2 separate regions of the Mus musculus genome follow, and region 1 is linked to region 2. Evidence: chromatin contacts called from ENCODE Hi-C or POLR2A ChIA-PET data. All regions are on one chromosome and are shown on one strand. The core of a region is the stretch at or near the end of the contact, and the rest is flanking DNA. Distances in the headings are between cores, read along the strand shown.

What was found. A loop is a pair of places that touch in the nucleus more often than their neighbours do. ChIA-PET counts read pairs that join two places held with the same protein, here RNA polymerase II (POLR2A).
Region 1: a map of heart shows a loop between it and region 2 (2.3-fold over the local background). The contact joins the promoter of Mrpl20 here to the promoter of Atad3aos in region 2. A Hi-C loop is called at or near these places in 4 of 37 maps with a recorded cell type or tissue (gastrocnemius and heart). POLR2A ChIA-PET finds 5 or more read pairs at or near these places in 3 of 5 experiments (Patski and embryonic stem cell).

What each region holds. Positions count from the first base shown.
Region 1 is chr4:155,801,576-155,804,326 of GRCm38, forward strand. Mrpl20 (mitochondrial ribosomal protein L20) reads left to right here and starts at 1,303. Exons shown (of 5, transcript NM_025570.3): 1 at 1,303-1,520; 2 at 1,798-2,167; 3 at 2,258-2,368. The coding sequence starts at 2,081.
Region 2 is chr4:155,759,591-155,762,453 of GRCm38, forward strand. It overlaps Atad3aos (ATPase family, AAA domain containing 3A, opposite strand), which reads left to right and starts at 1,602. Exons shown (of 3, transcript NR_027972.1): 1 at 1,602-1,696; 2 at 1,795-2,187. Atad3a (ATPase family, AAA domain containing 3A) reads right to left here and starts at 1,508. Exons shown (of 16, transcript NM_179203.3): 1 at 1,212-1,508. The coding sequence starts at 1,413.

The DNA.
Region 1 (2,751 bases), core at 53-2,552, 42 kb after region 2:
TTTGTAAGGGTGGGACTGGGAGAAGGGGGTGCTGCAATTGGATGTAAAGTGAATACAAAAATAAATTATTGAAAAAAAAAAAGAAAAAACAAGAACCTACAAAAGAACATGAGAAACACTCAAAGACATAAAAACTCAAATTCAGAAACCATAATTGTTTAGTTTCAGATCCTGGGACAGGGAACTCAGGTACATATTTTACATATCAAAGCAGACCTGGCTTGCAGGTTCTCCCAGCATCCCTCAGTTCCTACCTGGCAAGGACACTCTGCCCCCAACCTTAAACTTTCCAGCCCAGGGACTGAGCTGCCCTTCCACCAAAGGCTCCTCCCTATGTAAGCCAGACATTTTGGCCAATCCTCCTCTCTCAATCCTTTGGGCCAAACCTACCTTTAAATGTTCTAATCTGACTTGAATTGGCTCATTTCACCTGTGAAGAAATAACCTATCATCATCAATAATATAAGCAAACGAACAGTAAAGTTAAAAAAAATTCCCAAACAAAACAATATGAGACCCCCCCAAAAAAAATCTCCCAAAATACCTTTGAATTTGTTTTCTGTTGGCCATCTGGACCTGGGGCCTGCCCTTAAGGTGTGGTTTGTAGTATACTATGTAAGACTCCCTGTGTAAGACTTTCCCTCAAGGAAAAACTAATTTTTCTTTTAGGAGCAGCTGGCAATTGGAGATAGCTTCTTGGTTGGGGATGAGAGTCCATGTCTACTTCCTCATCTGGGACCTGACAGACAAATGTTTTACTTTGTTGTTTTTTGAGACAGGGTTTCTCTGTGTAGCCCTGACTGTTCTGGGACTCATTCTGTAGACCAGGCTGGCCTTGAACTCAAGACATCCATCTCCCTCTGCCTCCTGAGTGGATCGAAGGCATGTGCCACCACCATCTGGCTTGGTGGCCAACTTTTTTTTTTTTTTTTTTTTTTGCTTTTCGAGACAGGGTTTCTCTGTGTAGCCCTGGCTGTCCTGGAACTCACTTTGTAGACCAGGCTGCCCTCGAACTCAAGAAATCTGCCTGCCTCTGCCTCCCAAGTGCTGGGATTAAAGGCGTTCGCCACCACCTCCCGGCGGTAGCCAACTTCTTACTCAGACCTTTACTCCAAGTAAAGCTGGTGAATAAGCTAAATTCTGCTGTTGTTTTCTTTCTTTCTTTCTTTTTCTTTTTTAAAAAGATTTATTATATCTAAGTACATTGTAGGTGTCTTCATACTCTCCAGAAGAGGGCGTCAGATCTAACTACGGATGGTTGTGAGCCACCACGTGGTTGCTGGGATTTGACTTTCGGAAGAGCTGTCAGTGCTCTTAACCCTCTCTCCAGCCCCAATTCTGCTGAGTTGACTGCGAGTCCCACTCCGACTGTCAGCTTCGCCTTCATCTCGGTAGAGCTTGTATCTCCCACAGCTCCAGGAGCTCAGCCCTCCACCCCCCGAAACTTGGCCTCTGTACCTGCGGGAGGTTGGGCTCCATCCCCAGGATACATCTTCAGGACAGTAGATACCTTTGTTCATGTGAGCCTTTGACTCAGACTAGCTGTCTTTGGAATGGGTTTACTTGATTTAATTTCCTTTACTTTCTTTTCCTTTTCTTAAACATACTGTTCACATGGCTATTCTTATTTATTTATTCATTTATTCATTCATTCATTTATTTATTTGGGCGTCAGATCTTGTTACAGATGGTTGTGAGCCACCATGTGGTTGCTGGGATTTGAACTCTAGAAGAGCAGTCGGGTGCTCTTACCCACTGAGCCATCTCACCAGCCCAATTTCTTTTACTTTCCTTTAGGGTCAACTGATGCCCACAGAAGAGCGGACCACCGAGTGTTCCTTGGCGGTTTCTGTAGATCTGATTTCCGTCCGGGACTGCTCGCCATCCCCGCCCGCGGGGCTTCCTCCAGTTTATGCTCTAACCATTCTCCCGCGTGCGGACGGTCTGGCACAACGGAACTGAGGGAGCGAGTCTAGAGGCGCCCCGGAAGACAGTGCTCGCACACATCCGGCAGGGCTGGCCTGTCTGACCGTTGACCCGGAAGCGCTTCTGGCAGCCGGTCGGGCTTCGGGAGCCCATCATGGTCTTCCTCACGACGCGGCTCTGGCTGCGGAACCGCCTCACCGATCGCTATTGGCGGGTTCAGGAGGTGCTGAAACACGCTCAGGTGAGTGCGCGAGTCGCGGCCCGAGGCGTGGGGCGGGGGTGGAGGGCCGCGCTGCCATCCCGACACCCTTCTCCCCTCTTCTTCATCCAGCATTTTCGGGGAAGGAAGAATCGCTGCTACCGCCTGGCCGTCAGGGCGGTGACCAGAGCCTTCGTTAAGTGTACGAAGGCCCGCAGACTTAAGAAGCGGAACCTGAGGACCGTAAGCCCGACCCCAACCCCCAGCTTGTCCTTCATCTCCCTAGAGCTAGGCTCTCTTCCAAACCGGCTTCGGGAGCTCAGCCCTCCATGCCCCCGGAGCTTAGCCTTCTGTAGCCGCAGGATGTTGACTTTCATTCCCGAGGAATTCCCTTTACATGTTTGGGCAAAAGTGGTTTTTTGTTTTGTTTTGTTTTGTTTTGTTTTGTTTTGTCATTTGTGAAAGCTGTACTTGTGCGCTGGGTTATAGTTCTTGTAAGTACTTATGAGCTAAGTCAACAGGGCCATAAGAAATGTCATTTCTGACCTTGACAGTAAGAACGTGTTCCCTAAAGGCTCAGCAGATATAGATATAGAGGACATGCTGGTCTTCTATAGCAACTCAAA
Region 2 (2,863 bases), core at 352-2,851:
TCTGTCTCTGCCTCCCAAGTATTGGAATTAAAGGCATGAGCTCAAGACTTTTTTTTTTCCTACAAGAGCAGAGAATTGACTCACCAAGTGCCAGACTCTCTCTCAGAGGGTCTGCATATTATACCTATTTAAATTAGGGCTTCCCTATAGGATCTTTTGAAAAACAGAACACCCGCATAAACACAAAATTGAGAATGGAAACATCCTTCAATAAGTATTCATTCAACAAAGCTGACATTTCAGGCTTTTAAAAAATTTTTTATGTATTTGAGTTTTTGCCTGCATATAAGTATGTATATGTCTGGTACCCTTAGAAGCCAGAGGAGTCCTTGGATGCCCTGAAACTGGGGTTACAGAAGGTTTTGAGCTGTCATATAGGTGCACAGAATTGAACACAGGTCCACTACAATAGCAACAAGTGCTCTTAGCCTTTCAGCCATCTCTGCAGCCCCCTGCAGGCTCTTAAAAATATTTCAACTAGCTAGGCATAGTGACACACGCCTCAGGAGGCCGTGGCAGGTGGAGCTGTGATTTCTCTGACAGCCTGGTCTACAGGAGTCTCAGCCAGGGCTGCACAGTCTTTATAAAAACAAGAACAAACAAAGCAAAATAATCAAAAAAATCCACCTTACATTACACTTTGGCACAAACTGTCAACATCAAAACAAAAATGTGTCATTTGTTGGGAAAAGTCCTGGCCTTTGGGATCCATCAATGCTAAAATCTGTCTCAGAGAGGATCAACCTTTACGGACACCCTCACCTCACGTTCCACAGTGGAATGCTATCATCCAATAGTAAACACGACATCTACTCTCTCCTTTTTAAGTGAGAGATTGCTATTAACTACCACAACACAGGATCGCCTGACCTGGCTATGACTTTTGGCCTGCACCACGTGGAGGCAGCTAGAAAGCCCAACAGTAAAGTAGGTAAGGCCAACATTGGCACAGGGTCTCTCCTACGACCTACGTGTTGACAGCTACAAGTGCAAGAGGGTGGCAGGATCGGGGTCTCCCCCAATGCAGGACGGCTATGACCAAATGTCCCATAAGCGGCCATTCAGGTCACCTGAAAGGTACGGCTGCGAACGACCACTGTGCTGCTAAGACGTCAAGAGGACCAAAGTCCTAAGGGCAGCAGCTAGTGCCTCCGAGAGAAACCTCCCATTTCCCAGGGCCTCGGCCCGCCAAGCCCAGCCCGCGCACTCACGCGAGTGCTCCAACTCGCGAGCCGCTTTGGCCGCACGTTCCAGGCCCGTCGGGTCGAAGTTGCTCCATTTGTCCTTGGGCGATGGCCGGTCTCCCGCCCCGCGGTCACCGCCGCCCTCCGCCCCGGGTTGAGCGGGCGGCAAGGGCAGCGGAGGCCCTGTGCCTTCGCCCTTGGGGCCCTTGATGCCGAAGAGCCACGACATGGTCTGCAAGCTCCGCGCGCCCTCGGCGGACCGTACCGGAGCGTGACTCGCGAGGCTCCTCGCAGTCACCACGCGCCGCGGGCGCGACTCACTGCGCAGGCGCGAGCCACACCCCTTCCTTCTGGACGACGGAAACCTAGGAGGGTCAAGACGTTCTCAGCCGCCGGATTGGCCGCTGACATAGGGACGCCAGTGGCGTCGGTGGCACGATTTGCCCAGCTTTCTAAGGAGGCGGAACTGGACAGAGCTCCTGGACCAGGCAAATAGGAGCAAAGTTTTCGAGGTGGGTGTGCCTTCATCCTAGAAAACTTTTTTTTTTTTTTTTTTTTTTTTAAGCAAAGGTGCTATTCCTCTGGGGTCGTTCTGTACCTGTCGCTATAGGCATTTATGGAGACGCCCCAGCCACAGAGCCCACAGACGATCAGAGACACTGGACTCACACCACGGAGGGTCAGAACTCTTCTGCTGTGAATCCTACCCAAAGAACAGAAGAGGAAGGGAAAACCTGAAGGTGCTGTGGGTCTCCCGGAGCTAATTTTTTCCGGACTTGAGATGCCTCAGGTCACTGCAACTAAGGGCGAAGTAATCGGGGTGAGACCTCCAGCCGGGAGGACTAGAGAAGGGGTCCCTGGCGCCCCTCGACCGGCCGGGCACCCCTGCTGTGACCCCACGCTTTCTCGGAGCCGGATTCATGTATATCTGTGGCTGCTTTGAGCGTCTCCAGGCCAGCGGCTCCTACAGCCAAGCGTGCATAAGAATAAGAGAGTTACTTAGGTCAGAGACTTGGGCGCCTCTGACAAACAATCCTGCACCATTCTGCTACGATTGCTCAGGCGGTGTTTTGAGCCCGATCCTCTTTGGTGTTTTGGCAACCCACGGCGGCTATTGGCATGCTGCTGCTTTGCAGTACAAGCCAGAAAGCCAAGCCGACTCCCAGAGCCTGCAGAGGGTACATTACACTCAGGAGCTACTTAGAGTGAGGGCTGGTGCTCCAGGCTTGTGCTTGTTAGCCAGTGAGCGCTCCTTGGGAGCCTGCTGAGCCAGGTGCCTGCTCTGGACCTAGGGTTGACCTAACCTTTGGGCAAGTGGAAGGTAGCATGGACAGTGGCAGTTGTCACTAGGAACCCACATTTACCAAAGTCAGCGTCTTGGGTCCAGGCATCTTTCATAAAACCGGTTGAGTTCACAGAATTGTTTGGACTGTTTTTTAACACTGGACAAAAGGCAATTTTAAATGATAAAAAAGGAAGTTGAAGGTATGTTATTAGTCGTATTTATTTTTTATAAAACTTTAATTTTTTAAAATCTTACTATTAATGATAGTTCTTGAGTGCTGTAACCTTCCTTATAGCCCACCACCCATCAGAGATAGTGGAAAAAGGATATGGGGGAGGTAGACCTGTTTAGAAATGGTTCTTTGGAACAACTCCTGTCTATGTTGTCTGAAAAT